Linked DNA regions of Homo sapiens: region 2 is linked to region 1. Evidence: read pairs that join two places in POLR2A ChIA-PET (ENCODE). Cell type or tissue: MCF 10A. All regions are shown on one strand. Links, peaks and the distances in the headings refer to the core of each region. The heading gives the core; the rest is flanking DNA.

What was found. Peaks named below come from ENCODE experiments on the same cell type or tissue, not always from the same donor. Only the 100,000 strongest peaks of a DNase experiment are listed, where the experiment ranks them.
Region 2: POLR2A ChIA-PET joins it to region 1 with 5 read pairs; 12 of 35 experiments call an interaction of 5 or more read pairs at or near these places.

What each region holds. Positions count from the first base shown.
Region 1 is chr17:32,120,497-32,124,895 of GRCh38, reverse strand. No RefSeq gene overlaps it. Among named protein-coding and RNA genes, the nearest start is that of RHOT1, 20 kb to the left of the region's middle. In MCF 10A, for the core only: no CTCF peak of the experiment used is centred there; no DNase peak of the experiment used is centred there.
Region 2 is chr17:32,013,673-32,018,071 of GRCh38, reverse strand. It overlaps LRRC37B (leucine rich repeat containing 37B), which reads right to left. Exons shown (of 15, transcript NM_001321350.2): 2 at 18-100. Among named protein-coding and RNA genes, the nearest start is that of LRRC37B, 8.5 kb to the right of the region's middle. In MCF 10A, for the core only: no CTCF peak of the experiment used is centred there; a DNase peak (open chromatin) is centred at 2,261.

The DNA.
Region 1 (4,399 bases), core at 251-4,250:
CCTGGGTTCAAGCGATTCTTCTGCCTCAGCCTCCCACGTAGCTGGGATTACAGGAGACTGCTACCACACCTGGCTAATTTTTGTGTTTTTAGTAGAGGCGAGGTTTCACCATGTTGGTCAGGCTGGTCTTGAACTCCTGTCCTCAGGCAATCCACCGGCCTCGGGCTCCCAAAGTGCTGGGATTACAGGTGTAAGCCACTGCGCCCGGCCCATGATCCCATTTCTGAGCACATACAATCAATTCTCATAGTGTGGTCCCCTCTGCCCATTTCTCTGTGGGCAAGAGGTTCTGAAATACCCAATATAAAACACTGTGATGGGGCCAGGCACAGTGGCTCATGCCTGTAAATCCCAGCGCTTTGGGAAGCCGAGGTGGGCGGATCAGTTGAGCTCAGGAGTTTGAGACTAGCCTGGACAACATGGCAAAACCCCGTCTCTACAAAAAATACAAAAATAAAAAATAAAACACTGTGATGGGAGTGGGGGTTTGTGTGGGACAGTTCAGTTGGCACCCATGTGGAGTTAATCAGACCCCATGGAGCTACTCAGATCAAAGTGATTTAAGCATTTTTTGTCTTCATGAACAAAGACAAGTTCCAGAGGTACAGCCTAAACTTCAGACCCTCAAGTTTTGGCTGGAGTGAGTGAACCAGAACAGTGAGTCCCAATCTTTTAAGGGAAGCATAATTTATATAAAGTAAGGCCTGCGACAGGGTCAACATTAGAATGGGCTCGTAGTGAAATAAGAGCCCTGTGAAACTTCCTGTGGAGTTACACAAATTACAAATCCACCAGGACTTTCCCCAGTGTCCAACTTCCAAAAATACTGTGTGTATAAAACAGTAACGTAATTCAAAGAAGTTATCCAAATTGCTCATGTCAACATGTTGCTTACTGAAATAGCCATAAAAAAACAAATCCCGCTGGGCGCTGTGACTCACACCTGCAATCCCAGCACTTTAGGAGGCAAGAGGATCATTTGAGCCCAGCAGTTCGAGACCAGCCTGGACAACATGGCAAAACACTGTCTCTACAAAAAATCAAAAATAAACTGGGCATGGTAGTTCATGCTTGCAGTCCCAGCTAATCGGGAGCCTGAGGTGGGAGGATCACTTGAACGTGGGAAATGGAGACTGCAGTGAGCTGAGATCATGTAGCTTGGGCAACAAGCAAGACTGTTTCAAAAAAAGATAGAAAGAAAGAAAGAAAGAAAGAAAGAAAGAAAGAAAGAAAGAAAGAAAGAAAGAAAGAAAGAAAGAAAGAAAGAAAGAAAGAAAGAAAGAAAGAAAGAAAGAAAAGAACAAATCCCATGCCTTCTTTGAGAAAAAATGTTATTTTTTAAAATCAAGATTTGAAGACATATCTTTGCAGAAATGTTAGAACAGCAATCTGGGGTTAGTCAAAGGTATGTAATAAAAAATTTGAAGTACAGATCAATTTAAAGAAGAATATTAAATAAATAGTGTTGATGGCACATGGACACAGGAACATTCAGAAATGTGGCATGTGGTTGGCTGAAATATTAGAAGCACCAGTTTAGTCATTCAGCCTCATTGCAGTTTTCAGATGCGATTCTGAGGCACAGAGAGGGGAAGTGACTTTCTCAAGGGATCATTGTATAGTTGAGGATTACTTTTGGGAGCATTGAACAGAAAACCCCCAAATGTAGAGGCTTGAACAAGATAGAAGGGTTTGTTTTTCTCTCATATGAAAAAGGCTGGCGGTCAGCCATTCAGGTCTGGGGTGGCAGCCCCACTGTTCCTGGGGACTCAGCTCCTTGTATTTTCTCCTGAATCACCCTTAGTTTGTTACTTCATGAACTAAAATGGCTGCTGGAGCATCAGCCATCGCATCTGTTATTTCAGGCAACATGAAGGAGAACAAGGCGAAGGGGCAAAGGGCACTCCTCCTCTCAGACAAGTTAGCTTGCTCCCTCTAAGAAGCCTTCCTGGGGGTCCCACGCAATTCAACTTCACCCCATTTCCGGATCTTATTCACGTGGCTACTCATAACTGCAAGGGAGACTGAAAAGCAGTCTTATTGGGTATATTGTCACCCTAAACAAAATTGGGGTTCTGTTACGGGCATATCCAGGATTTTTAGTGGGTCCGGAAGCTTTTGCAATTTCTCTTTAAGAAAATATACAAAATTGGCCGGGCACGGTGGCTCATGCCTGTAATCCCAGCACTTTGGGAGGCCGAGGCGTGTGGATCACGAGGTCAGGAGATCGAGACCATCCTGGCCAACACCGTGAAACCCCGTCTCTACTAAAAAAAATACAAAAACTTAGCTGGGCGTGGTGGCAGGTGCTTGTAGTTCCAGCTACTCGGGAGGCTGAGGCAGGAGAATGGCGTGAACCTGGGAGGCAGAGCTTGCAGTGAGCCGAGATTGCACCACTGCACTCTAGCCTGGGCGACAGAGCGAGACTGTCTCAAAAAAAAAAAAAGAAAATGTACAAAATTGTGAATACAAAGCCAGGTACTGAAGTAAATATGTGTTTAGAAGAAACAAAGAAATCAAAACAGATTACAGATTTTTAAAAACTTGACACATACCTCAAACATCTTAAAATCCAGAAAGATGGCCGGGGGAGGTGACTCATGCCTGTAATCTCAGCACTTTGGGAGGCCAAGGCGGATGGATCACCTGAGGTCAGGAGTTCGAGACCAGCCTGGCCAACATGATGAAACTCTGTCTCTACTAAAAATACAAAATTTAGCTGGGTGTAGTGGCAGGCACCTGTAATCCCAGCTACTTGGGAGGCTGAGGCAGGAGAATCACTTGAACTTGGGAGGCGGAGGTTGCAGTGAGCCAAGATTGCATCATTGCACTCCAGCCTGGGCAACAAGAGCAAAACTCCATCTCAGAAAAAAAAAATTGCCAAATATTTTAATATTTTAATACTGTCCTACTTCTTCAGCATACTCTTTGATTGCTCCTTCAAATGATGAAGATATAACTTTTTTTTTTTTTAGACAGAGTCTCACTTTGTCACCCAGGCAGTGAGCATGCAGTGGCATGATCTCAGCTCATTGCAACCTCTGCCTCCCGGATTCAAGCAATTCACCTGCCTCAGCCTCCCAAATAGCTGGGGTTACAGGCACACACAACCATGCCTGGCTACTTTTTTTATTTTATTTTTATTAATTAATTAATTTATTTATTTTGAGACGGAGTCTTGCTCTGTCCTGTCACCCAGGCCAGAGTGCAGTGGTGCGATCTTGGCTCACTGCAACCTCTGCCTCCTGGGTGCAAGCAATTCTCCTGCCTCAGCCTCCTGAGTAGCTGGGACAACATGTGCCCACCATCGTGGCCCACTAATTTTTGTATTTTTAGTAGAAATGGGGTTTCACCATGTTGACCAGGCTGGTCTTAAACTCCTGACCTCAGGTGATCTGCTCCCCTCAGCCTCCCAAAATGCTGGGATTATAGGCGTGAGCCACCGCGCCTGGCCCTAATTTTTGTATTTTTAATAGAGACAGGCTTTCACCATGTTGGCCAGGGTGGTATTGAACTCCTGGCCTCAAGTGATCTGTCCGCCTTGGCCTCCCAAAGTGCTGGGATTATAGGCATGAGCCACCGTGCCTGGCCAGGGTTTAACATATTTTCTATAAAGAAAATAGAATGACCATTCTGTCTTTCCATTGATCTGTTTATTCTCCATTGCCCACGTACTTTGGGTGCCAGGCACCATGGGACATGTTCCTTCATGATGCTCCTTGGAGCCTCCGGCCCTGCATCTTTGCATCTGGATCCAGGTGGGTTGGCGCAATTGGCAGAGGAGTGTTCTAGAAGCCATTCCTAACAGCTGGGAATAACTGAGTCATTCATGGAAGTGGCTGTGAACCACATAGACCTGTCCTGCTAAACCTACAATACATGTTGCCCAACTCAATTCCTTAGCAAGATTCCCAAAATGTACATGGCCTCTCCACCACCACCTGACTCAAGAGGAAGTGTGCTGGAGGGGAAGTTGGAGTGGAAGAAGATGGTAGCGTCAGTCCATTTAAAACATTTTAACTTTTGCAAATATTAGAGAAGTCTGTGAGCATGTGAACACATTGCTCATGCAGAGAAGGGCCCTGAAGCTCAAGCTGTATTAGCTCCTCGATGAACCTGCCTCTGGGTTCAGCTCCTAGACCAGCTGGGAAGGACAAATGATGAGCTGGCAGGTAGCGATGTTTGCCTCATGGAGGTCGCACCTGGTCTGGTTGCAGCCTCTGGCCCCAGCCCATTTTATTCTTGTCGCTGGCCCACACTGGTGCTCTTCTTTTATCCTTCACACCGTGTGTTCAGAGAACAAAGCCCCCTTCATTCACTGTAAACCCTCCCCAGGAAAGAAACCAGTATTTACCAGACACCAGATCGCTCTCTGTCTGGCACCTCTGATCAAGCTCCC
Region 2 (4,399 bases), core at 284-4,283, 110 kb after region 1:
TTTTTATCTCCACATACTTGAATTAAACTGTGTAGTTCTTCCCATCTGACATCTACAATCTCTTCACTGGGTCTGCACTCCACAGCTATTTTACCACTTTCTGAAATAAAGTAAGCAAGTATCAATTCAGAATCTTTTTCATTCTAAAACTTCCTGAATATAATGGTAGCACCCCACAATGAGACATTCTTTTGGTTTCTAAAAGCAGAAAATAAGAGCATTTTCCTGGAAGTTTCCTCATCATATGCTTCGTTTTTTTGTTTGTTTTCTGTTTTTTTTGGAGACTGGGTCTCACTCTGTCACCCAGGCTGAAGTGCAGTGGCACTATCATAGCTCACTGCAGCCTGGAATTCCTGGGCTCAAGTGATCTTCTTGCCTCAGCCTCCAGAGTAGCAGGGACTACTCCCCTCTGCCCGGCTAATTCTCTTTTTTAGAGACATGGTCCTGCTTTGTTGCCCAGGCTGGTCTCGAACTCCTAGCTTGAAGTGATCCTTCTGTCTTGGCCTCCCCAATTGCTGAGATTTCAGGCGTGGGTCACCATGTCCGGTCTCACAGCTCAGTTTTTAACGTATGTATGAAATATCAACTGTGTTTGGTTCAAAGGACTTTATGATCTTACAGATAAGAACTAAGGAATAATAACATAAGAAATGAAAAATGTGGACACAAAAATGTTCAATCACAATATGATTAAATGGTAAGGCATCAGGTGGGGGGTCGAAGTAAGTTCAAATCCAAAATAGAGACCATGGGCTGGTAGACACTTCACATTAGAAGCATGGCTAGGTATCATCTACTCCCTGAGAACCAAAATTCCACCAGACACAGTGAACAAAGCTTCGGAGAGAGAGAACATTTGAACATTTTATTGGCAGAAAATGGCCCACATGCTCTACAGACAATACAACTTCCTTCAAGGCAAACTAGAGCTATAATGCTTTTGGTCTATGAAGTTTTCAGTGTGTGCAAGGGATACCTTTGCATAAGAGGGAGAGGTAAACAGCCCACACATTTAGCTTGGTTATTAAAGGTCCTCCTTCCCTATAACCTGATAGGTTATTTCCCCTAAGATCCAGATGAGTACACATTAGATGAAATTCCAGAAGTTATCTTCAAATTTTGCTACTCATTGAATGTCATGAAGATCCTGGAAACAAAAGAAAAAAACAAGAAACAACCTTGCTACTCAACAAGGGATTGATACTATCACATTTGAGAGAAATTCAGAATCACAGGCCTAAACCCAGGCCTACTAAATTAGGATCTGCAGTTTCTCACAATCTTCAGGTGATTTCTATGGTCATGAAAGTTTGAAAAGCTGCCTTGAAACAGTCCTTCCTAAAACTGAAGTGGAGGTGCAGCAAAAATCATCTGGTAAATTGTTAAAAGTCATCTCAAATGCAACCCAAATTTACAGAATCCCAGGTGAAGCTCAGTAGTCTGTATTTTTATCCTTCTCCCCAAATAATTCTGATGTGCAGGCAAGTTTGAAAACCACTGCGTTCAAGAAAATGGATACTCCCCTTACCAAGTGGAAAGTAGGATTTTGGAAACTCATGCAAGGGAAGCAAAAAGATGCCTCAGGAGGCACGATTACAACAGGATTGATGCAAACGGAAGCCAAAGCTTAACCACGGACATTAATATACGCCTACAAAAGAAAATGCTAAGGAAGTCAAGTGGTCTGCATGAATTCTGAAGAAAAACGGAGAACCAAAGACCAAAATTTGTCAATGAATTTCCAGCACAGCCCCAGGTTAAGGGAGTGAATTTCTTGACTGAATGACACAGACTCTGGACCACCTGATCGGTTATTACCTTAATGGAGGAATTATATTACAATGTATAGGTACTTTAATTAGAATGACCTGGCAGTTACTGAGGCAAAATTTTCTGTTCCTTTGTATTCTGTAACACAAGAAGGATCTACATGGATGTTCTCTTCTCTGAACTGTTTGGATGAACTAGTCAACGGCACTCATCATGCCTTGGGTTTTAAATCTGCATTGTGGTCATAATCTGTTATTTAATTAATTTCTCATATTTTTAATAAAAAGTTTGCCTATATATTTTAGACAGAAATTATCTTACTTTGCTGAAATTCTGAGAAATCCTAGACGGTTTTCAAGGCCGGGCTCAAATGTCACCTCTACTACCCTTTGCTGTGCCTCCTGGCGCTGTGCTTCTGACACTTTGTACGGTCCTCCATGACAGCGTGAGCACGATTATATTACAGGCAATTACTCATGCCCCCCTGGCTCATTTGTTGACTCCTTTAGAGCACAGATCATGTTTCAGTTATGGTAGTAACTAAAACAATATTTGTTCAACCAATGACACCCATAAACAAAAGTACCCGCCGAGGGCAGAGGTGCAGAGGTAAAGTCATGCCAAGATTAAATCCCAGAAACCATTGTAGATTTTTCCGAGTTGACCCATACATTTATTGTATTAATTCTTTAAAAAAAATTACAGTGTTTTCAGACTTCTAGACTTCAAAAGACAACTCTCTGTATAATGTATGTTTCTAGAAGGAAAAAGTGTAACATTGTCCCCTTGTTTCTAATTGGTATCTGAGAAAAGAGGCCTCACTCAATATTGGTATAGGGAAGGGGGAAGTTCATTTCCAGCAGAAGTTAATACTCCAGAACTAATAAAATCTAATTATTTAATCTGCTATTACACATCTATAAACCATGAATGGCATATCAAGAAGGAATAATCTGTGATGCATTGAAATCTTTTAAAAATTATGAAACTTACTTGTCAAATGTTACAAGGATTCACCTTTTGATGTGGAATAGTGTCCCAATCTGGTATTAACATTATTACTGAACAAGGCTGTGCTCTTTGAGTACATTCCATTTGCCCCCAATCCCTATCTTCTGTGTCAGTAATAATATAAAAATCACCAGCTAGCTTTTACAGGTGCTTTCTTTTTTTTGAGACAGAGTCGCTCTGTCGCCCAGGCTGGAGTGCAGTGGTGCAATCTTGGCTCACTGCAACCTCCACCTCCTAGGTTCAAGCCACTTGCCTGCCTCACTCCCAAGTAGCTGGGATTACAGGAGTCCACCACCACACCTGGCTAATTTTTATATTTTTTGTAGAGATGGGGTCTCACCATGTTGGCCAGGCTGGTCTCAAATTCCTGACCTCAAGTGATCCACCCACCTAGGCCTCCCAAAGTGCTGGGATTACAGGTGTGAGCCACCATGCCTGGCCTATAGAGTGCTATTTGCCAGACATTGTGCTGAGCACTTTAAAGTGCATTATCTTATTTTATCCTCAGATCAGCTCCATAAAATAGCTACCATTATTACCTCTACATGTATATAGATATATGTATCTATCTATCTATCTATCTATCTATATCTACATACATTGGAAGTCTCACCAGGGTTCTAACTTGTGCTTTCAACCACCATACATATTTTAAAGAGCGTAAGAGGAGAAACAACCATTTGTGTTTTAAAATTTTCCCAGATACCATTTCTGCTGCTCTTTCTTTATCTCTGAAGTTCTAGTATTACCACTGGTATAATTTTCCTTTGGCCTAAAGACCTGCTTATACATTTATTTTAGAGCAGAACTTCTGACAACACATTCTCTTAGATTTTCTTCATCTGAAATGTCTTTTTTTTCTTTTTGCCTTAATTGTTGAAGGGTATTTTTGCTGGATATAGAATTCTGGATTGACATTTCTCTCAGTACTTTAAAGATGTTCTGCAGTTACTTGAATCGCTGAAAGGCTTAAAGCTGGGGACCGGCTCTATCACACACATGTTTTACAGAAAGGTTCATTACTTTTATATCTTCATTGTGGGCCATAGCCTTTATCATCACTAGATCTTTGTTTCATTTAGGAGTTTTTAAATTTTGCTTTGAACCTAACTTTTGTAACTCCTTTCTTTTTATTTCCTACAATGTGGAGTTTATCGGGGACAACATAGGCAGTTGAAATACATAACTGGAGTTTAGAAGAGAGGTCTAGGTAGGAAAATGGATCTAGAAGTCATTGATATTTTGGTGGTAATTGAGTCAACTGATAATTAGGGGAAAGTTGAGGAAACTAAATGCTGAGGACTATCACATGTAAGAGGGATGTTTGAAGGAGGAATAACTGGTCAAGGAAATTGGGTCATGAGTGGCAACAGGAAATTTAAGAAGGATGTAGTGGCCAAAGGTATCATACATGCATTGTATATGTATATAGATATATATCTTTCAATGTATGTGGATATATGTCTACATACATATACAATGTATGCATGTAGATATACATTGAAAGTATAGATACATATCTATATACCTACATACATTGAAAGTGTATATAGATACACACACACACACACACACACACATATACAATTATAAGGGAGGGGGACTAGAATAAAGAAAC